Linked DNA regions of Homo sapiens: region 2 is linked to region 1. The links are chromatin loops, found by intact Hi-C in ENCODE. Cell type or tissue: gastrocnemius medialis. All regions are shown on one strand. Links, peaks and the distances in the headings refer to the core of each region. The heading gives the core; the rest is flanking DNA. Region 1 overlaps C1orf21 (chromosome 1 open reading frame 21). Region 2 overlaps C1orf21 (chromosome 1 open reading frame 21).

Region 1 (12,446 bases), core at 3,079-11,078:
TACGTTCCTAAGATAAATTCCTAGCACTGGGTCTCCTGGGGCAAAGGGCATGCTCATTTACATTTTTGATATATGTTACTATTTTGTGCCCCAGAAAAATTGTTCTGCGTTGACATTCTCCATTATAGCATGAGACAGATGCCACCTGTTCCTGCCCAATCTGAAGGGTAAAAAATGTTTTGTTTTGCTTTGGGTTTTTTTGCTGGTTTGTTTTTTTGGTTTATTTTATTACTGAGAAGTAGAATATCTTTCTGTACTCTTTTGTCCCTTTATATTTTTTCTCTTTTGAATTGCCTGGCCATGAACTTTGTCCATTTTTCAATTGGTATGTTAGTTCTTTCCTTACAGATTTTGAAGGGTCTTTTTCTATTAGTCATATTAACTTCAGTTGTATTGCAAATATTATTCTCAGTTTGACATTTGTCTTTTGACTTAGTTTATGGTAGTTTACTTTTTGCCAATCAAAATTTTAGATTTTATATAATCACAGTTTATCACAAACTTTTTCTTTTGGTATTGGGTTTTGTAGCATTAAGAGAAAGACATTTTGCAACCTAAGATTATAAATATACTCACTTGCGTTTTTTGTAGTACTTTTACAGTTTCTTTTCTTTTCTTTTTCTTGAGACAGAGTCTCGCTCTGTCGCCCAGGCTGGAGTGCAGTGGCATGATCTTGGCTCACTGCAACCTCCGCCTCCTGGGTTCAAGCAATTCTCCCGCCTCAGCCTCCCAAGTAGCTGGGACTACAGGCGCACGCTGCCACATCTGGCTAATTTTTTGTATTTTAGTAGAGACAGGATTTCACCGTGTTGCCCAGGCTGGTTGCGAACTCCTGAGCTCAGGCAACCTGCTCGCCTCGGCCTCCCAAAGTGCTGGGATTATAGGCGTGAGCCACTGTGCCCAGCCTACAGTTTCTTATTTGACAGTTAAATTTTTAGATTAATCTGAAAAATTCTAATATGAAGAGATAAATTGGGGGATTTCATTTTTAATATTATAATCACAAATAACAGAATATCTTCAAAGAATAAAATGTGAATTGAAATGGTACCCAATTAATTGGTATATCTTTTTATTTCAGCTGCTTATGGATGCATTTATCCCATTACAATCACTGGGGCATCATCTGTGTCTGCTGCCTCTAGCCCTCTCATGGTGCTTTACTCCTTACTTCTACCAACATCTCACTCTGCATGATAAACAAGACACACACACTCATGTATAGATTTATGGTTGATAAGCAAAAAATGTATTTGTTAACCTCTATGGTGGGATTTCTTTTAAACTACACTTTGAAAGAAATGAGGCATAATATTATATTCATCATTCCTGAATCATGCATGTCCTTTGGTCTTTTCATTTAAAAGACAAATATTCACGTATACATCTTACACAGTACAGAAACTGGTCTAGGTCAAACCAGAGAAAGAACAAACCATAGGAACACACATATCTTAAAATCTAAAAGAGATAAGTATTACATGGACAATTGATCATCTTTTAAGTTTAGAGAATTATACATCTACAAATAAACTGATGACGCATTCTCCTCCAGCGTAATCAGAGGAAACCAAGCAACCATTTTCAGAAATGCAAACTGCATAGGTCAGAGGTCTGCGCAACTGCAGGCTGCTAATATGATGATGAGCATACTAACTCAGTGCTTATCATGTGCCAAGTACTATGCTAAGATTTACAAATATTAATACATTTTAGTCTCACAACAGCCCTATGAAGGCAGGCAAGTACTAGTTTTATTCCCCACACTACACAGATGGGAAAACCCAGGCAAAAAGAGCCTCAAAAATTTGCCAAGACTACATGTTAGTGAGTAGCCGAGCCAGGATCTGAAAACAATCTGCCAGATTTTCAGTCTGTGTGCTTACCATAACATTGTATTTCAGTTCCACGGAAAATAGCCCTAATGACCATATTAGAATCTCCAGACATCCTCATTTAAAAACTGAGTCTGACCTCAAGTGGCCAGTTAACAATGACTTCTCAAAGACTTCTGAGCAAATGTTGGTTTGGACTTAATATCAATGTGTTATTCCCAAGGAGGAATCTCCCTTAGTCGAGTCAGCATCTGCCATTGTAGCCACCGTCCCACTTCTTAAGTGAACTGGGGTAGTTTTTAACTTCAGTTTCCCCTTCTATCAAGTAGGGATAATCATGATAATAATTACGTTTGAAAAAGCCTCATACACCGTAAAGCACAAATCCAAGTTGTAACGGTTCAGGGGCAAAATAACCAGTCACATGTAAAGTTCCAAGTGCAGAAGGCAGGAGCTGTACTAGTCTCTACGGAGGACAGCCAGGGCCTAATGAGGCCCAGGGGCCAGGTAGGGGCTGCCTGGAGAGGTGCTCATAGCAAGGCAGGTCCCTTCAGTCACACCAGCCAGGAGTCCAGGAAGAAGCCATTGTTTTGAATGTCTGAATCTGTAGTGTCACTCAGGAGAAAATAACTCCAAGGGGAAGTGCAATAGGTAAAGAAACCTTTGACTTCCTCTCTTGTCACTGAGGCACGTTTTGAGAACTTCCCTCATCCCCAAGCAGGCCTTGCCTGCAGCTCCAGTCCTTTCACCTTTCACTGAATGGTGCCAGAGGGCCAGGAAGCACCCAGCAGGTCTCCACTGCTACAGACAATACAAGCACTTGAAGGGGCAAGGGAGTAATTGAAGAAAACCAAAGGGACTTGGAGGGCCCTGCCAGCGTGTCCCTGCCAATGGTCTCTGAAAACTCAGGTGCTCCCTCATCTTGCAACCCAGCTGCCTGGCAGCAGGGAGTGACAAATGGTCTTATTTTCTACTTATCTCTCTAACTTCAAAAGAACAGGCTCATGATACCAGCTGGCAAGGGAAGGAAAAGTAGCACTTGGATTTTTTTTTTAATATAGAAAGTATAGAGCATTTCTTAACTTTCTGTCATAGAAAACGTTTCCAAGTAGAAATTTTTGCTGGCTTTACCTCAGCTAGACCAAACTTGGCATCAAGGCGGCATCTAGCATGGTATCTATTTTGTGCTGGCCGAGGGGAGGAGAGTGAAGAGGTGGGGCCAGTCTACTCAGGCCCATCTACTATTTATAACAAGTGCTTCCATGCTAATTGTGCACTGGCCTTGTTCTGGACGCTCTCCTTATTAACTATGTGTTCCTCCTCAGAACTCCAAGTGGTGGATACCATTATTACCTCCATATTATAGATTTGGAAACAAATGCAGCTAAGTTATAAATCCAAAACAGCACAGGCAGTGGTGACACTGGAATCAAACCCCAGCTGGTAAGACAGAATTCACAACTACTCCATTCCATGCTCACATACACGCATGTTTCATTTTCCCTATTGAAATGAGCATCAGCATGGCCCAGGAACCACCTAAAAGGAAATAAAACTAACATATTTTGAGCACCTTCTCTGAGTCAGACACTGGGCTGAGCACTTTTACTTCAGAAGAATGCAGTTAAAAGCTCTGAGCCAAGGTCGACTGGCTTCTGTGATTCCATGAGCCCCATGTGCACTTCGAGCCATTAAGACCTTTCTGAGGCTCAGCTCAAGACATCAGGGAGTCTTCAAAGCCTAAACCCAAGACCATGTTCCTCACTTATCTTGACTTAAATTTCTCAGCTTTTATGACTATAATCTGGCCTATCACAAATCCGTCAAACACTTCTCCTGCCCTTAGGGCTCTTTACTGTCTCCTATGATTCACTAAAAACAGAAAAAGGGAAACATGATTTTCTCTCTCACCTTCGGGAAATAACAGCTTCAGAAGCCAACAGAAGCTTCCTTATGCCAGCAAAACAGCTACAGTAGAGGCAGCTAAAGTCTATCACTAAGCAGCACAGAGAGGAGCAAGGTGGCATTGCTCCTGTTCATTGGCCAAGCTGCCTCCCAATTCTGCCTCTCTGGTGGTCCCCCATGTACCCCTCTTTGCCCAAATCACCCCCTGACACACAAAAGGCTGAGTGTACACACCTAGTGCTCACTTAATGCATAGAGATTCCAAGCAGAAAATGAGGGCCACTGCCTCCATCAAACTCCTTTTCTCTTAGATCCAATAAAAACTAAAACTTGAAAGAGAAGGAAATTCTCACACTACCACTGCTACCTCTCAGTCACATAAATCAGCACTGTGCAATAGAAATATGTGAGTTATGTGTGTACTTTTAATGCTTCTAGTAGCCACATTAGATAAAAAGCAGCAGGTGAAATTCATCTTCATATATTTTATTTAACCTGATAGATCTAAAATATATCATTTAACATGTAATCAATAATTATTAATAAGCTATTTTATATTCTTTTTTCATATTAAATATTCATTTAATATGAAACTTAAAAGCTCATTTTACACTTACAGCACATCTCAATTAGGACTAGTCACGTTTCTCATGCTCAATAGCCACATGTGGCTCATGGGTACTGTGCTGGACTGCACTGACAAACATTATTCTCTCTGTTACTGTCCACAAACACAGGTATCTTTAATCCATCTTCGCTGAATGCAATCAAAAATTATGAGACATAAACAGTGAATTATGACTTTGCCTCCAAGTGCTTTTAATTTCTGAATAAATCTGATGTATTTTCTCATTTAATTTTCACCATAACCTTGTGAAATAGGTCTCACAGCATTTTAGATGAGTAATAGATTGGCATAACACCATCACACACACACACACACACACACACACACACACACACAGCCACAAGCATCTGTTATATGCTCTCATTTAGGTACACCCAAGGATCAGAACTTAACTGAAGCCACATAGCAATACAAAGTCCAAGTGAAAGAAAGCAGCCAAATTCTTGCTCGCTTTACTGCTGCTCAGTCTCACACCATCATTCCAGAAGAATTTACTGCAATAATCTAAGCCCCTCCATTTAAAGGGATGTTTATAAACATCAGGCTTAAGCCAAACTTGGCAGCAGTGCAGGCCACCTTAGTTATATGGGAGGGCTGGTTCAGTCAGTGCCCAACCTGATTCCTGAACAATCTCTCTGCCTCCAGCTCCTTGGCCATCTGGGAGCCCTCTGTCCTCTCAAGCCCATGCAGTTCCTGCCTTCGGGGAGCTAACCAGCTCACAAGAGAGATTAGACATATAAACAAATAAATCAAATAAACAAAAAGTATTCTGGGATGGCAGGAAAGAGATACCTTCTGAAGGTATTAGAGGAAGCTCTGTATAAAAGTTTATATTTGGAAAACAAGCAGGATTTAAAGACATGAAGTCGAGAAAACGGGCCCGTGCCAAGCAGAGGTCACCATGTACTGGAGGGCCTAGAGCAGCGAAGATGCAGGATAAGTTCACAAGGCTGCCTTGCTCAGTTGACTGAAGAAGGCGATCATGAAGGAACAGAGTACAAAACAAGGCTGCGCCTGTAATCTTAGCACTTTGGGAGGCCAAGGCGGGTGGATCACCTGAGGTTAAGAGTTCAAGACCAGCCTGGCCAAAATGGTGAAACCCTGTCTCTACTAAAAAAAAAATACAAAAATTAGCCGGGCGCGGTGGTGGGTGCCTGTAATCCCAGCTACTTGGGAGGCTGAGGCAAGAGAATTGCTTGAAGCCAGGAGACGGAGGTTGCAGTGAGCTGAGATCACGCCACTGCACTCCAGCCTGGGCGATGGAGTGAGATTCCATCTCAAAACACACATACACCCCCCACCCCCGCCCCACACACACACACAAAGGCAGCAAAGGTGGATATGAGCCACCTTCAGGTGCCTTGGATGTTCACTAAGGATTTGGGATTTATTGGCACAAACAGAAAGTTCTAGAGAAGATTTAATACCAACAGAGGAGTACTTTAAAAAGCTGATCTGATAGTGGTGCCAAAAAATGAAGAAGTAAAAACAGACCAAAAACAAGCAAAGGAACAAACAAGCAATAAAGGAGGTTAACAGGAGATTCCTCCTGAGGACACTGCAGTTCTTGGGGTGATGGGCTGTCACAGCCTAAACTACAGTGGTGGTAAGAAAAGCAATGCTAGGAGAGAGTGAGATTTATAGGATCTGGAAACTAACTGCAAAAGCCAAAAGTGACTCAAGTTTAAAGCCTACATTATTGAAACACTGGAAACAGAAAAAGCGCAGAAAAGGAAGTCAATATAACTGTAAGAGTTTCTCCCCACTTGGGGGCGGGCTGCAGGAGAGATCATGATCTCAAGCCTGACGTATTAATTTCCCTAATAAGGCCTAAATGTGTTCTATGCACCCACTTTAGTTGTCTAAGAGAATGACTGTTGAAAGAAATCCAATAAGCACTTGGCCTTCTAGAACTTGCTTAACCAGTTCATGATAACTTGAACCTGTTGGTCACTTACTTTTTGCAAGCTGGTCTTGGCAATCTGCTCAGCTGTCCTCTGAATGACCTCAGCAGATCTGCTGACCACTATTCACATCTGCCCTGACAACTGAGAGAAGGAAAATTCCAATCTGAAGATGAAACCTTCTGAAGTGGATCTGACCTCTGAAAGGGCCACAGTGTGTCAGGCAGAACTTTAGATCTGAAACTTTTTATGCTTCAACACTTAAAGTGAAAGAAAATATGTAAGTAAATATCACTGGTGAAGTTCCTTGTCAATGATTTCCTAAATTTTCTGAAATCTAGGAGTCAAGATGCCCATTTAGCATTTAATTCTGCATGGTGGAACATGCTACAGAAATTCTGTCACACACATTTGTTGTGGTGGAGCTCCTAAATAACCAAGACATCATGGCGCCCAAACTGCTTCAAAAAAATGGAAATTACCATTTGTATAAACACATTGGGCATCAAAGCTCCTGAGGATGTCTTCAGAAGCTTTGAAATTAAATTAACACCTTTAGGAAAAGGATCAAATGTGTGTGTACACACACTCAGAGACACATACTTCAGAGCCATCCCCAAATATGCCACCCTTCACAGACTTTGTCACATCTTCAACAACATGTGGTAATAACATTTAAAACATTTTAAATGTTTAGCTTTTAAAGCATAAATAAGGTCACTTTATTCGGTGAAAAACAGAGGGGTATTTTAGAAAGCAGAATATAATTGTCCAGGTTGAAATATATCCCAGTCATGGAGTCATAATTTCCTCTTGCAATGGGCGTTGGTCTCCAAAGACGGCTCCCAACAATTCCTCCTCTTTCTACGGGCACATTCTCAAGAGGTGGAGAGACTCTATTCCCTCAACTCTAGGCTGGTCTTATGACTTGCTTTCATCAACAGAAGGCAGCAAATGTAGCATTCTTGAACTTTCAAGCTCAGGTCCTAAGAGGCCTGGCAGCTTCCACTTTTTCTCTTGGAAGCCGGGCTGAAAAGTTTGGCTACCCAGCTGGAAAGAGTGGCCTTGTGGACAGAAGCCCAAATCCATCTGGGATAGCTGAGTTCAGCTGAGATCCCAGCTGTATGCAGCTGCATGACTGAGCCCGGGAGAGAACAACAGATGAACTCCAGCCATCCCCCAGAATCGTGAGGAATAATAAGCTGGTTATGTTTCAAGGTACTATGTTTGGGGTATTTGTTACACAATAAGAGACCACAGAAATAATGGGTTACAAATGGTTAAAAAGTGGGCCTATCACTATCACTCATCTGCCACCATCTGTGATCATTGTGGGATTTTGAAAACTTCTTCTCCTTGCGAATTAATTTAAGTGAAGAAACACAGACAAGACCTTAACTCGTCATATTTAAAATGTGATATTCAGTAATATCTAGGGTACTGGAACTGTCTTGACATTGGATTCTGGTAATTCTTCCCCCAGAGCCCTGCAGGGCTAGAAAAAGTATCTCCCTTGATTGGTGAAGTTCTCTCCCCATTGTATTCCTGCTGTATTTAACACAATCCCACAAACTTCCTAATATTTATGTTAGAGAGATTAACAAAATGATAGAATGCTGGAGTAAATAAAATTTCAATGTGGGTGTTGGGAGGATGAAGAAAATTTAGCAGAGGCCTTAAACGACGCTTTATGGCATGAACTACACAGAGGCACAGAGAGAGCAATGACCAGGTGGGCTTGGGGTAAACTGATTTTTAGCCCCAATCTTGACCCTCCCTGCACCTATACCCTTGCTGTAAATGCACTGTGGTCAGAGTGTGCTTTTTTGCCTAACTTTGGGCTCACTCATGTGACCTGCTTTGGCTAGTGGCATGTGGGTATGAGTGACAGTGTGCCAGCTCTAAGTCCAAGCTTCAGAGGCACCATATGTATCACTTGCACACTTGCCCTTCTGTGAAAGGAGATCATGCCCCCACTAGCTTGCTGGTCCCTGGAGAAAGATGAGAGATACATAGAGAAGTGTCACCACAGCTGACCCACCAATTCATAATCAAGAAAGAAACAGTTACTGTGGAATGCGACTGAGAGCTTCAAGTTGTCTTGTAACCAAGTATCCCCATTTTTCTAAGAGAGAGAGTTTTTTTTTAAGTTATTTCTTCTTTTCTCTTTCCTTCTTTTCCTCTGTTCCCATTTCCTACCTAGCTCTTCAGAAATGCAATCATAACCTTTACCTTCCCTTCACCAGACACTCACTACACTGGAAGCTTATCTAACTACGTGCTTACTTTGAAGCTCCAGGGCAGAAACTCTCTCCCACAAGGAGATTGCCTCAAGAGACAACAGTCAATTTGCAACCTAAAGTATGTCCCTGATGGAAGGCTCTCCCACCTGGAGAGTGTCTTGAGACAAAGGCCACTATACAACCTAGCTCTGCTTGTGATGCAGCCAGCTCGACCACCAGTAGATTAAGCACGAAAGCGAGTCACGCAGACCCCCAACTGCTCACTCCCTCCTCTGAATGCCATTCATGCCAAGTCCCCCTTTAAAAGTCCATGCTTTCTGCCCCAAAAGCAAAACAGTGCTCTTAAAGGCAGGAGCCTGTACCTCTTCCCCCAGGCTAAGCTATGGAATAAAGTCACTTTCTTTATGCCAGACCTCGCTCTTGTGAATTAGACTCTGCAAGTGGCAAGTGACTGAACCTGAGTTTGTTACAGTCTACGCAGCAATAGTTGACTAACACAAAGCTCCTTTATCAGATGCTAACATCTGCAAAATACACATGGTGCTTTAGAACAATAGAGTCTTCCTGGCTATACAAGTTGTGAAGGGATGGTTAAGTGGTCTCATTGCCAAGCAGAATGTAAGCACAACGTATTGAATATCACCAAATCTTGCTCTGACAATCTAAGGTTATCTTTTTAAAGACTGTCATTTGGTATTCGAAGTTCTCCATAATTTAACCCTAACTTAGTTTTCTAGCCAATTCTGTCCCATTTATAGTTTATGTTCCATTCATTAGTTCCATAAATTAGAATATTTATTATTCTTGAATAAGTCTTACATTACCTAGCTGTTCCTTTTCCAGTTTAGATTGAGACAGGTTTTGTTCTTTCAGTCCTTTAAGGCCAGGTTTGGATGTCATCTCTGTAAGAAATCTGCTCTGATTCTGCGGTTTAAGGCAGAGCATCTATCCCCTGACTGTTATCATGAGGTATGTCTTTTCCTCTTCGGGCATTTGGCTTATTCTACCTCGTAACACTTCCTTATCTTCTTACAAAGTCCTAGATGGCAAGGTTTATGGATTATTTACCTCTGTAATCTCCATGGCATTTAGCAAAAGGCCTTATACATAGGATACAGACCAATCAATACTTTTGTGCATTAAAGAATGAGGGCCGGGTGTGGTGGTTCATGCCTGTAATCCCCGCCCTTTGGGAGGCCACGGTGGGCAGATTGCTTGAGTCCAGGAGTTTTAGATCAGCCTGGGAAACATGGCAAAACCCTATCTCTATTAAAAATATAAAAAATTAGCCAGGTGTGAGCGCACGTGCCTGTAGTCCCAAAGCTACTCAGGGAGCTGAGGTGAGAGGATCACTTGAGCCCAGGAAGTCAAGGCAGCAGTGAACCCTGATCGCACCACTGCACTCCAGCCTAGGCCACAGAGCAAGACTGTCTCAAAAAAAAAAAAAAAAAAAAAAAAAAGACCTATGGGAGGCTGCACGGCATCAGGAAACAACATGGAGAAAGAAAGGTGGACTTTGGAGTCTGAGCAATCTGGATTCTAGCACTTCGTAGCTGGGTAACCTCGGACAAGTCCGTCTCTCTGTGTTCAGTTTCCAAGTATGTAAAATTTGCGTAGCACATATTTCACAAGATTGTTGTGAAAATTCAACATAAAAATGAATGTAAATGCCTTGCGATGTTTGACACATGGTGACGGCTCCATAAATGGTAGCTCTATTATAAAAATGATAATGACACAGGACATCAGGTAGAAGTTAAACAAATCCCTGATGTTAGATTATTTTCTCTTAAAAGTCAAGCGTTTCAGGATGACAGTAATGACTCTAGTTCCAATCAACTCTTTCCCTAAAAACTGTGGTTTCAGAGATCTGGACTGTAGTTTTATTAAGATGTTCATATATGTTACTCTTCTCCACAGTTCTCAATGCTATAGGTAGTTACCAGTAGAAACAAATTTGTTCCAGGCAATTAGTGCATCTCCTTGGAACAAAATGCAACAGTTTTCTTCCCAAACACACGAGTCCACTTTTAACTGTGGCTTAGCTCTTTCGTACCATTCCCAATTCTTCACCAGGAGACTAAAACAATCATTACAATGAACCAAAAGCTAGAGATTCTAAAAGTAGTAGAATTATTTGACAGTGACTGAATGATGCAGCTACAGTTATTTACACGTAAACATTATCTCAGTGAGGTTCTACAACATATCTCTATGATGTCCCTTACTAAGAGTTGAAGAAGTGTTTTTATAAATGAAAGCATCGTGCAAATGTCAAGTAGTAGGTATTATTGTTAAAATAATTCCACAAAAATTGCTTCATCTGCCTGGTACTAATTGAAATTTTGTTTATATATCCATACTTCAAAATAATCATCTAAGGGCCAATCTCAAGATCAGGCAAGCATAATAGCCTGTAAGTGGCCAGGTAATGTCAATGAGCAAACTGAACTCGGTGTGCATGCACCGGGGAAGCGTTAGCAGTTCACTGGAGGCCACAGCCTGGCTGCAGGGGCAATTGCTACCCCACCTCCTGACGGTTGTCTCAAGGAATGAAGACCTATTGCTGCCAGCTCTTTTGAAGAAATTTGAGGTTTTATGTGAAATATCCTGATTTTTAAAGGCTGTCTTGCTTTTTATTTTAAAATTCTTTGGGGAGGGGGCAAAAAAAATGTATTTGCAGACCAGGTGTGGCCATGGGTTGCCAATCTGTGGCCTTTGCACTAGATATCCTAAAGTCATTTTGATTCAACAGAGAGAGGTTAAAAGATGATTATTAGATTCATTGTATTTTTATTTTAAATCTGAAAATGTATAATTCACTCTCTATTACACTTTAAAAAAAAACACCTCACTCCCTCATTTATAAATCCTCACTCACTCCCCTTTTGGACTTCTGTTTTTAGTCCTACAGTTCTCCTCTACTAGGACACCCCATGGCCACTGTCCCATGCACCAATTTAAATTCTGCTGGTTCTTTGAAGCTTGATTTAAATGCTAGCTCCTGCAAAAAAAACCTCCATGTTCCTCCTCAAATACCACTTTGTATAAATTATGATGTAGATGATCCAAAGTAAAGATCCACATTGATTTCCATTAGGTCTCATCACCCTTTCACCTCAGACGGTATAACCCAATAATCACTGTAATTATTCACTGTCACAAAAATGAAAGGCTTAGAGGGAATAAGATCTAATGTTCCATAACAGAGTAGGGTGACTATAGTTAAAAATAATGTACTGTATGTTTCCAAATAGCTCAAAGATACGTTTTGAAATGTTCCCAACACACAGAAACAATAAATGCTCGAGGTGATAGATATCCTAAATACCGACTTGATCGTTACACATTCTAGGCATGTAACAAAATATCACAAGCACCCCATAAATATGTACAAATATTATGTATCAATAAAAAAAAGTGAAAGGCCTAGAATCAATGGGTCAAGAGTCAAGTTTGATAGGACTCACCGCCAAACACATCTCCGTTCTGGTAGTTTTTCCCTTTCTGGGCTTCCTCTTCATTTTGAACAGTGGCAACATGCTTGGCGGAGGCACAGCCCATAGTCTCATTCGGTCAGCTTCAGCCGGGCTGAACTGCAAATCATCTCTACAGACACAGGGACATTTTTTTTCTTTAAACACAAAGAAAATCCACCTTGCTGCTGAGTTGGTCAAGATGTGTGCACCTGCAAGAAAAGAAAGCTAGATTAGAATGGGCAGTGACTGCAGCAAAACACAAGCCTCACTATGTTGGTGTGCTGTGCCCTGCAGTATACTAGAAGTCATGCACAGACCCACCCATCGCACTGGTGTTGTGGTGGGCACAGAAGAACCATGTGCAGCGTGGCCCATTCTCACTTGATTTCCCACTCAGAAAGCAAGATGGAAAGGCATGTCCCTATGCAACACATGGCCAAGGAGTGAACTTT
Region 2 (12,446 bases), core at 1,905-9,904, 53 kb before region 1:
ATGAGATCTCTTCGTAAATATTTAAGAATCACATATTTTCTCCCTGTCATTTCTGCCAGGGTCTGAGCACAAGATATATATCCATATCTGTCACCTGAAGACATCCAGACAGGCCACTTATAAACAGCCTTAGCTGGAGACCTAAAGAAGAGGTGAGGTCATAATTCTGTGTGCTGGGGTGGAGGCATGTGGTAGATGGCGAGGTCAAGGCTGGTTCTTCTAATGATGACAAGAAAGTATGATCATTGAGGATGGTGCTCAAAGTCATTATTTTAAAGATATTTGCTTAAATAAACAAGCAAAAAATAAAACCTAGGGGTCCTGAGGGGGAAAATAACACACTGGCTGTGTGTGAAAAAAGTATAATTTATATTTCATCTGTACTGCTACCTTCACACTTGGACAAAATCAACAACAGACATAAGTGGTTCTGGGATCCCACCCTTCTCCAAGAGGCCAGATGTCACAGACAACATGTCTTTAAATCCCAATTCCTTCATACCCACCCCCAACTATGTGGGGTTTAGTACATTTATTGGTTTCTCTATATCTCAGTTTCCTCAGGTAAATGATGATTGTTATGAAGATTTTTAAGATAATTCATATGGACCACTTAGATCCACATGGCAAACAGGAAGCATACAACAATTGTTAGCTATTATCATTTGTTTTTGGAACTGGCTTTCAAATAAATGAAATAATTCTTTTAAATGGTTAAAAAATAATAAACATTTGGAGAAAAAACTGGTATGATGGCATTTACGCTATTTGTGGCAATACCATTTACAGGTACAGATCAAAAAGTCACCAAATTGCATGGCATCAGAACTACAAAAATAACTTTTTAGCTTCATAAACTTTTTCTAAAACTAGATTAGAAATTCCTGGCTGGGCACGGTGGCTCACGCCTGTAATCCCAGCACTTTGGGAGACCAAGGTGGGCAGATCACCTGAGGTCAGGAGTTCAAGACCAGCCTGACCAACATGGCGAAACCCTGTCCCTACTAAAAATACAAAACCTTAGCCGGGCATGGTGTCATGCACCTGTAGTCCCAGGTACTCGGAAAGCTGAGGTGGGAGAATTGCTTGAACCCAGGAGGTGGAGGTTGCAGTTGAGATCGTGCCACTGCACTCCAGCCTGGAGGAAGGAGCGAGACCCAGTCTCAAAAAAAAAAACAAAACAAACAAACAAAAAAAACTCCTATAGCCACCAATGCTGCCAGAATCAAAGATGTATCATAAGTCTGTCAATCTCTTTTAAAATCTTGGTACATCTTATAACTTAAAAATTATGTTAAGATGCAATTTGTGAATATACATTTACTTAAAATATTACTACTAACTACCATGAAAGAACAATAACAACTAAATTGAACTAATAATTTGAGCACTAGTTTTTAGTATTTGGGTAAAAGATACATGCATTATGCACTGGATTTCTCTGGCATTTATTAACAATTATTAACAATAATGGATCTTTATTTAATGACTTCACTTTCAAAAACTAAGTAGTACCTGACATGTTACCACTCATTATCCATAGGTGAGGTATTTTAGTTTGGTTATGTTGTAGTAACAAACATCCCCAAAACAGAATGGCTTAAAACAACAAGGGTTTATTTCTCACTCGTGGGTACATGTTCATCACAGGTCAGCAGGGTCACTGCTCCGTGTCATGTCCTTATTCAGGAATGCAGATTGAAAGAGATCAGAAATCTGGAACTTTGCAGGTCACCATGGTAGGCAGAATGGAGATTGTAGAATTCTGCATTGGGTCTTAAGACTTCCCCTTAAAGGTGACACATATCCCCTCCACTCACATTTCATCTGGAAAAACAAGTCACGTGGTCACAATGGGCAAAGAAGTGCCCATGGACCCAGAGGGAGGAGATTTGGAATACTAGTGACCATGTCAAGTGACTACCATACCATATAAAGAAACTTTGCAGGATTTTTTCACTTTAATTTAAAGGTTAAAACATGCAGCTGTGAAAAGTCCTGGGCCTGATTGCTTCACTGGTGAGTTCTACCAAACATTTAAAGAACAAATACCAATCCTTCTCAAACTTTTCTAAATAACTGAAGAAGAGGAAACATTTACTAACTTATTTATACAAGATCAGCATTATCCTGATACGGAAGCCAGACAAAGACACTACAGAAAAGAAAATTATAGATCAATATTTCTTATGAACATTGATGCAAAAATCCTCAACAAAATACAAGCAAACTGAATTCAGCATAGTAAAAAGATTATACACCATGACCAAGTGGGATTTATTCCTAGAATGCCAAGATGGTTCAACATATAAAAATCAATCAATGTAATATACCACATTTACAGAATAAAGGGAAAAAAACATAACCATCTTAATTGATGGTGAAAGAGCATTTGACAAAACTCAACACCCTTTCATGATAAACACTCAACAAACTAGTAGTAGAAGGAAATCACCTCAACACAATAAAAGCCACATGTGAAAAACCCCAGTGAACATCATACTCAATGGTGAAAGATTAAAATCTTCCCCTCTAATATCAAGAACAAGGGAAGGATGCCCATTTTCATCACTTCAATTCAACATGGAACTGGAAGTTCTAGCCAGAGCAATTAGGCAAGAAAAAGAAATCAAAGGTATTCAAACTGTAAAGAAAAAAGTAAACATTTCTTTTTGCAAGTAATATAATCTTATGTTTGGAAAACGCTAAGGATTCCACACACAATAAAAAAGTCTGTTAGAATAAATGACTTAATTACAAAATTACAATAATCAAAACAGTGTGGTACTGACATAAAGGTAGACATATAAAATGAAATAGAATGGAGAACTCAGAAATACACTTTTGTATATATGGTCAAATGATTTTTGACAAGGTTGCCAAGACCATTCAATGGAGAAAAGAGAGTCTTTCCAACAAATGGTGCTGGAAAAACTGGACACCAATATGCAAAAGAATGACATTACTCTTACTTAATACTATGTACAAAATGACCTCAAAATGGATCAAAGATCGAAACATAGGACTAAAACTATAAAGCTGTTATTAGAAAGCATAAGGCAAAAGCTTCATGACATTGCATTTGACAGTGATTTATTGGCAATGACACCAAAGTCACAGGCAACAAAAGAAAAAAAATTGGATTTCATGAAAATGAAAAGTTTTGTTCATCAAAAGATATGAGTGATAGAATAAAAAGGCAACCTACGGAATGAGAAAGAATATTTGAAATCGCATATCTATTAAGGGATTAATATCAAAATATATATAGAATTCCTAAAACTTAACAAGAAAAGAAGCAAACAACTAAATTGAAAGATTGGAAAAGGACTTGAATAGACATTTCTCCAAAGAAGATATACAAATGGCTAATAAGCACATGAAAAGATGTTCAACCTCACTAAATCATCAGGGAGATATAATTTGAAACTACAATGAATTACCACCTCACACTCAGTAGGATGACTACTCTCATGAAAACCCAGAAAATATCGTGTTGGTGAGGATGCAGAGTAACTAGAATTCTTGTACACTGTTGGTGGGAATGCGAAAAGTTACAGCGACTGTGGAAAACAGTTCTGGCAGCTCCTCAAAACATTAAAAATCAAACTTCCATATGGTCCAGCAATTCCACTTCTGGGTATGTGCCCAAGAGAATTGAAATTAGGGTCTAGGTGCGGTAGCTCACTCCTGCAATCCCAGCATTTTGGGAGGCCGAGGTGGGCGGATCACCTGAGGTCAGGAGTTCGAGACCAGCCTGACCAACATGAAGAAACCCCGTCTCTACTAATAATACAAAATTAGCCGGCATGGTAGCGCATGCCTGTAATCCTAGCTACTCGGGAGGCTGAGGCAGGAGAGTAGCTTGAACCCGGGAGGCGGAGGTTGCGGTGAGCCAAGATCACACCATTGCACTCCAGCCTGGGCAAGGAGAGTGAGACTCTGTCTCAAAAAAAAGAAAAAATAAAAAGAATTGAAATTAGGGTCTTGAAGAGATACTTGTACACCCATGTTCAAAGCAGCATTATTCACAATAGCTAAAACATGGAGACAACTCTAGCTTCTACTGACAGATGAACATGTAAGTAAAATGTGTATATACATACAACGGAATATTATTCATCCTTAAAAAGGAGAAGCTAAAGAGGAAATTTTGATACAGGATACGACACGGATGGACCTTCAGAACATTATGCTAAGTGAAACAAGCCATTCTCAAAATGACAAACATTATATGATTCCACTTATATGAGGCACTTAGAGTAGTTAAAACTATAGAGACAGAAAATAGAATGGTGGTTGCCAGGGACAGTGGGGAAGGAGGAATGGGAAGTTACTGTGTAATGGGTACAGAATTTCAGTTTTGCTAGATGAAGAGTTCTGGAGATGGATGATGGTGATAGATACACAGAATTATGAATGCATTCAATGTCACTGAACTGTACACAACTATTAAGATGGTTAATATTGTTATGTGAATTTTACCACAATTAAAAAAACCCAAACATGCAGCTGTATCTAATTCAAACATCAGACATAACAAATGTGCCTTTTCAATTCCCCCTTGCATAGCCCGTATATAACCTGGGCTATGCAAGGGAGGGAATTAGTACTTTGTATTCAACAGAAGCCAACTTGATTTTTGGATGCAAAACGAAACTTGGATGAGAAAGTTGCAAAAAGAAATTAAGGTCCCAGTTAATTTGTTTCTTTTTGAATTTCTTATCTGTTTTTCCATTTTTAGGGAAAGTAATCTTTTTTTTTTTTTCCACAAAAGAATACACTCCATCAGACTATGCTGTCGAAATTTACAAGGTCACCCCTGCTGGGCTTTCTTCCATCTACCTCCTCTGCCACCTTCAAACACAGGCATCTGCACAAGAGGGATAGTGTCTGAATTTTTTTCATAGGTTAATAGGCAATTAGACATGGAACTTGCACACATTATTTATTTTTAAAACTGAAAAGGACCTCACATGCTATGGCAGGCACCTACTAGTTGTCCTCGGATATCTACCCCTCCCTAACACACACATCGCAGTTGTACATGACAACTACTGGACATGACGTGACAGCCATTTCTCACCTCTCTCCCAGTGAGGTGTGACCATGTGACTACATTCTGGTCAAAGGGGTATGAGTGAAGGCCACGTGTCACTTTTAGATCATGCCTCTAAAGGAGGGGGTGTGTCTTCCCCTTGGTCCTTTCCCTTCTCTCACTGGCTGGTGTGTGGACATGAGTGTGGGCACTGGAGCAGCAGACTCAACCACAGGGTGAGCACAGTGGAGCAACAAGATAGCAAGAACCTGGGTCCCTGAAACTATGAAGTTCCCACCCAGCTCTTAGAGTGTGTACGCCAACATTGTACGTGGAAGAAATAAATGTTTGTAATGAAGTTTGACCCAGGTCAGATGGGTCAAATCTCACTTTAAAATGAAGAAACTGAGGCCAAAGAGATTAAAAGGCATGCCCAGGGTCATACAGCCATCCCCTCTGTAAACTGTATATTACAATGATGGAAAATTACTCTTTCTTCCTGTTAATGGCCATGAGATTAAAATCTTCTTTCTGCAATTCCTTCTTGAATGATTTAATGTCATACTCAGCAGGGGTAACAATAGAATGTAATGATAAGAACCACATCATTTCAGGTTTCTTAGGATGATAAACATGTCCTATTAATAGAAATTATTTAATTCAGTGTAGATTGCCAGAGTATAAAGCAAATGGAAAATTTTGAAGGTTTTAATGGAGGAAACAGCTCCACTATGAGATAGTCTAGAAGTACATTTCCTAAAGTCCACAGGAAGACAATCAGTGAGTTGTACTGTATTTATACTTCCTTCTGAGTAGGAACAGTAAGCCTTCAAACGTGATGGGAACTTGGCTCTGAGTGGTGAAAGTACCCAGCTTTAATAAGCACACATCCAAGAAACCACAGCCTTACCCTACTAAGATAAAGTCCATCTATGATGCTGCATTTGCTTTTAGTTAACTTTTTCATAGAAATGAAGAAAAAGTGTTCTCAATTCACTATGTCCTTGGTATTCTCATTTGCCATTTAAAAATGACATTCACCAGGAATGATGCTGTTTGACGTACTTCATGTAGCTGATGCTCTAAAGGATTGCAAAATAGCTTGGAATTGTTTCAGAGAGCACAAAAACATCTGACCTTATTGGTTTAAGCTTTGGGTACAGTTTGTGGAAAACAAGAAATTCTTTCTCTCCTTTGGAACATACTTTGGAAGCACTTCTTTTAGGCTCTACTTAGCGACTTCCTGTTGAGAGAGCTGATACTAAGTCACAACATCACAGGACAACTAAAACCATCAGAATGCAAAGCCATTTGGTTCAATTTTACGCACCCCTCTTTCCAAGCTCCTACACAGCTGTCCCGAATCATTCTTACTACTAGCAGAAATGACAGCTGGTGTGAAGGGGGCTCACTTCCCTACAACAGATCGTAGTTCCCTGTCTCACTGTACTTGTAGCTCTCAAAATCTTCAATGCCAGTTAATGTTTCAAATCTGATGTCACACACCTGTTTTAAATAATTTCAAGAGCTCCTTGTTGCCTCGAGAATACCTTACCTTTAGCACCCAAAGACCTCAAGTCCCCCCACCATGCCTCTCCAGATCCAGCCCCTCACTGCTCCTCTTTGCTGCCACTACCTTGGACTATACTCCAGTTCAGGGACTTTCTCACCCCACCCTTCTGAACTCTCTGCCTGGGCTGTCACCCGCCCCAATCTCTTCCATATTTACGACCTCTGCCTGCCCTCTCTCCTACTCCCACGTAAAAGTGACCATTTCCTAGACTTTCCTACCTCTACAGAGTTACCTGTTCAACTGCATTTTATTTATTCATGTACCCGTGCCCCATTCTATGTCGTGAGCACCTCAAAGGGAGGGATCGTGTCTTAATTTTCTTTCTAACATCTGGGACGGTTCTTGGCACACAGATGTTCAATATATGCTTGCTGAATGACTAAGAGAATAAAAGAAAAAAGAATCAGAAAGTACACAGCTTAAATCACTAAAATAAAAAAAAACACAACCAAATGTGTAAAAGAAATCACAATTTGTAATAGTGTCTTTGTTAAATCTATTATGCTGAGATAGAAAGAAGCAAATCATCTATGGTGCAGAAAAGCCCTGTGAGAGGCAATTGATGTCTTTACACCTGGAATGAGAAGACCCAGATTTGAGTTTTAGCTCTACCACCTTCTGCCTCTAACTCTGGGCAATTTACATGTACAAAATGAAAATCTAAATTCCACCTCATTCCAAAGTAAATCTCGGCAATAGCTGGCAAGAAACACCCCTCTGAGCTTTTCTTTTTCCCTTTCTAAATTCGCTTAAACAGAATTTAGAAATTTAAACAGAGATGAAAATACCCACAGTACCGACCTCACAGTGTGTGAGGCTCCAATGAGCTAGTGACTGTAAAAGCACTCTATAAACTATGCAATGACACATAAATGAAAGGCATTATTATCAGAGACGGGAAAGAAAGAAACTATTCAGAGTGGTTACTGTGGGCCAGGTGTTAGGGATTCAAAGACAACTCAGAAATTCAGGACTGCCCTGGTGAATGCTCTCTCAGACAGATCCCACCCCACTCTTGGGTCGAATCAGAACCATTCACATGACTTTACTCTGCCAACCAACTTCTGTCCCCATAGGTCTGAGTATCATGGACCAAGTACAAGTCTGGATATGGCAAAGAAACAAAGGCAGCCCAAGGTAGAGACGTACACACCAAATGTTGAAGAAAATGCTCCGTCACATACCCCATTCACTGCCCACTCCCCAGCCCCGGCCAGGGCCTCCTGTGGAACTGGCTGGCATCCATTCACCCTTTCCTGAAGGACATTTTATGGGGGATTGTGTGGAGCAAGTTCCCAGAGTTGGGGATATTTGTAATTGGGAAAGGTATACAGAACTAGTCACTTCTTACTTGAAATGAGGATTGCAATATAATTTAATTTTACTTTATTCTTTGTCAAAGAACCAATAGCTGAAAAAAAATCATGTCGGAACATTTATTTTTGAAGTTGTTATGAAGCCTTATTTCTTAGCATCCAACCTGCCTAAGTCTTGGATCTACCGGAAGTATTAAAAATAAAAGACCATGCCTTCTTTAACATTATGTTCAAGATCACAGTCATTCATTCATTCATCCTGCAAATATTTATCCAGCACTTATGACCTGCTAGGGCAGTAGGCTAGGTACTGGGGAAACAGCTATTAACCACCTAGAAGTAGGGGCCTAGAGCAAACAGGACTTTAATTACGATTATGATATGAGTTACAAAGGGGAAGTATAGGGTTCCATGCTCTAATGAAACCTGTGTGGGGAAGAGGATGTGGTGGGAGGGGTCAGGGAGCAGTCAAGAGAGGAAGCTGCAGGAGTGCAGGCTCTAGTGGGGAAGGAGCTTGGCCAGAGCTTGAGCCAGAGGGAAGGGAGAGAGAGGACCCCAGAGAGGAGTGAGAGGTCATCCCTGCTCAGGTTATTACCCGGGAGCAGCAGGAAGCCACTGTAGGAAGGGCTTTATACTGGGGAATGACATGATTAGCTATATATTAAAAAACAAAAACAAAAGATGACTTTAATACTCATGATGGTGGTAAGAAGCTTGCAGACCTACAAAAAGGTGACAGGAAGAAGTCATCACTGTTGCACCACCTCTTCAATATATGGATGAAGACGCCAAACCTCAAAATGAAGTGACCTGGCCAAGATCACACAGACAGATTCTGGCAGAGCCTCATTTTTCTGACTTGGTCCAGTGGTTTCAAAATTTTTCTACAATAAAAACTGTAACTGTGAAGTTGGAGTCAGAGTTCTCCAAATCTTTTTTTTAAGAAACAAGTTCTTGATTTGTTGCTTAGGCTGAAGTGCAGTGGCACAGTCATAGCTCACTGTAAACTTGAACTCCCAGGCTCAAGAGATCCTCCTGCTTCAGCCTCCTGAGTAGCTGGGACTATAACTGTATGCCATCAGGCTTGGCTAATTTTTTTTAATTTTTAGTAGAGACAGCGTCTTTTTATGTTGCCCAGGCTGATCACAAACTCCTGGCCTCAAGTGATCCTCCAGCCTCAGTCTCCCAAAGTGCTGGTATTACAGACATGAGCCATAATGCCTGGCCTCTCCCAATCTTTGACTCATACCCATATAATCATAGAACTGACAGTGCTTTCTCACCACTTTGAACTTAATAACACTACTAATAATAGCAGCAGTCACTTACTAGAAACCTTCCAAGTGACAGGAAACTTGCTAGGTGCTTTCCATATCTCATCTTTACAACAATCTTGTAAGACGGGTATTATTTTTATTGTTTTACAGTTGAAAGAACTGAGGGTCAGAAATATTTGTTTAATTGCTCAAGGTCACACAAGTGAGCTGAGTGTGATCAGAATCTGCAGCCATTTCCCTCTCACTCCAAACTCTGCCACCATGCCATGCCAGATCTAGATTTTATTATTATCCAATGCTAAATTCTGGCTTTCTAGGGAAAATCAGAATAGAAAGGGAGAGCTTCCTCTCCCTAAATTAAAAAAAAAAACCTACATGAAATTGTCTGAAAAGTTCAATCAATTAATCAAATGTATACCAACACAAATAATAAGAATTGAAAAAATTTTTATTTTTAAGCTACATTAGAGGCACAAAATTCTAAGAATTCTCCTCTAACCTGTTTAAGAGATAAACATTGGGAGTAACCATGTGGTCGGGCCAAGATAAAAATGTCTCATTAAAATTGTCTGATATACAATCTCAGCTGTAGGAAGTGCACTGTTAATTCCTGAAAAGGTGAGCTGTGGGGAAAAAAGAGATCATCTCTGACTGACCTGCTCTTGACCCTCCAAAACTGAAGGAAATGAAATTTAAAGTCGGCTTCCATATGATAAACACTCCAAAAATTGGAGAGGAAGTATAAGAAAATGGAAAAAAAAATCTGGCCCTAATGAGAAAGTTATGTAGCCCAAAAGAAAAATGGAAAACTAAGATTTTATAAGCAATTATAGCCCGCCTTAAATAAACCTTGGACATCACATGAAAAAGTTATTCAGGAAACAGCTGTTATTCATTCTTAAGGAGAGAGAAATATTCCCATTAAGACACAGGAACAGACCAGGATACACTCATTCTATGAGAGACAAAATAAGATCATCACTGCATATAGTAAACATTAAAATCAACACTGCAGGAAACTGGGCTAGTGAATCAGAAATAGATACAAGAAATACATATGGAGGGTTGAAAGAAGGAGAGAGAAGATGGCAGACATAGAAAATAGAGTGTAGAGATGTAACCTGCAAGCAATGGGAGTCTCTAAGAAGAAAGGAACAAATGAAAGACAGTCGATTTTCCAGAAGTTAACACCAAAGCCAGATACAAAATATCTGTGGTGTAAAGATGGGAAATGCTCTGTGTTCTCTTATATTTGTAAGCAGAAAAACACATGAAGCCCTATCTGTTTTAGGCAAAGAAAAAAGCTTTTTTAAGTCTAAAACCAGATCACTTTGAAACAGGTGGAAATTTGTATAGCTTTAGTTTTTCCCGCTGTAAAAACCAATTCTAATGAGAAAACAGGAGAGTGGGAGTATAGGGACTGGGGACTTGGGAAGAGGGTAAAACCTACATAATATTTAAATGGCCGTAGGTATCCCAAAATGTTTCTGCCTGCATCAATATTACCACAATGCCATTTCTACAAATATCAAGACTGTTGCCCCAAATACCAGAAGAAAAGGGGCAATCTCTTAAAGGGAGGATACTGACGTTCAGTAGGGTATGGGTGATCATGAAGTCAGTTTTCCACTTGGAAATAAGTAAGCAAGATCATAAATTCAAGGTAGGATAGTTGCTGAATAAAAATAGCTATAAGGAAAAAAAAGTCATAAGTGTTGGGCTTGATGAATCTAATAGCTGATGAAAATATTGAAACAAAATAGACAAAAGAGAAATAGAAGTGAACCCCAGCTCAAAAAAAAAAAAAAAAAAGAAAAAAGAAAAAAGAGACTTTTAAGACTCTCGGGAGAAATTAATGAAGTATGACCAAGGGAAAGCATAAAAAGAACTCAAAAGGCACAGAATTACTTATATTATTAAAATAGAGTAAAGTTATTTGGTCCAAAGATGTAGCTGTCATCATCATCATCATCATTGCCTTCATCATCACTGTCATCATCATCATTGTCATCATCAAAGCTATCACTGATGCAGCACTTATTATGCAGCAGGCACCATTCTTAATGCTAAAAATAAATCTATGTGGTGGGTGCCATTATTGTCTCCATCTAACAGATGAGGAAACTGAGGCCCAGAGAGATAACTTGTCCAAGGCCCAGAGCTAAATAACTGAGATTTAGTCCGGCTCTTAACTACTTCATTCTTCTACCTCTCTAAGACTAGTTACGACTAGAAGAATAGAGCATGTATGGGATATGTTTTAAAATAATAACTACTATATTTAGATTACTAATAACTAAAGCATCTACTATTTGCAAAGGACCTATTATGTACCAGGCATTGCATTAAGCATTTTAGAGACATCAGTTCATTTAATTCTAGCACCCTTGTAAGATATTTTAAAGGTGAAGCGTGTAAAAGTAAGATATGGTAAAGAGTGCAAAGGTGTTAAGATTCTTGGCCAAGGTCATGCAGCTAATAAGTTGCAAAGCCATGATCTGAACCAGGGTCTATTTGACCCTAAAGCCCAGGCTTCTTCTCTACTAAGTTAATACCCACATAGGGACAAGATATTCACATTCCAAATGGCATTCAAAGGTAAAAAGATATCAGACCCAATGACTTCTAAGTAGCCCAATCTGGTCCGCTCCTCACTTCTTTAAATTCCTTCCTTCCACTGCTGTCTTCTGATTTTCCTCCCACCTGACTGCCTTTTTCTTTCATTCTCCTTTATTGGACTGCTCTTTGTCCATCTTCTTATCTGTCGTTGCTCCTATCTTTGGGCATGGGTCCTTTTGTCATCCCATGATAATAATGATCCAATATGATACATCTCCAGATTTTTGTCTGATACACATGGGTGCATGTGCAAACACATATCTGTATGCAACTTCCTGTTAAGTATACTCATAAATACATATGTACAGATAGAATCTATATATGTTTCAAAATATCTTGACAGCCAAGAAGTTTGATTGTTCTTCTCCTCCATGTCTCTATGTTCTTATTATATGTGGACACCTATCAAAGTCCTTATCACATAAAGCTGAAGTCTATTTGCTCAAATATCTCCCCTACCAGACATAAAATCCTGTATCTTTCACTTCACATTTGTATTCAAAACATGAAGCACAGGATCTGGTGCAAAGTAAACACTCAAGAAATGTTACTAATTGAATAATAAAAACTAGAGGAGAAAGAAAGCAGAAAAGAGAGTAGGAAATAAATTAGCCAGCAATCTA

Evidence for each region. Hi-C counts contacts between places; a loop is a spot of excess contacts. Peaks named below come from ENCODE experiments on the same cell type or tissue, not always from the same donor. Only the 100,000 strongest peaks of a DNase experiment are listed, where the experiment ranks them.
Region 2: a loop joins it to region 1, with 2.9 times the contacts of the local background. A loop is called at or near these places in 2 of 110 quality-filtered maps.

The regions. Positions count from the first base shown.
Region 1 is chr1:184,477,143-184,489,588 of GRCh38, reverse strand. It overlaps C1orf21 (chromosome 1 open reading frame 21), which reads right to left. Exons shown (of 6, transcript NM_030806.4): 2 at 11,986-12,203. The coding sequence starts at 12,079. Among named protein-coding and RNA genes, the nearest start is that of C1orf21, 96 kb to the right of the region's middle. In gastrocnemius medialis, for the core only: CTCF peaks have their summits at 3,157, 5,902 and 6,128 (motif pointing right); DNase peaks (open chromatin) are centred at 6,358 and 7,258; H3K4me3 peaks cover 544 bases; H3K27ac peaks cover 8,000 bases.
Region 2 is chr1:184,529,171-184,541,616 of GRCh38, reverse strand. All of the region lies in intron 3 of C1orf21 (chromosome 1 open reading frame 21), which reads right to left. Among named protein-coding and RNA genes, the nearest start is that of C1orf21, 150 kb to the right of the region's middle. In gastrocnemius medialis, for the core only: no CTCF peak of the experiment used is centred there; no DNase peak of the experiment used is centred there; H3K27ac peaks cover 6,818 bases.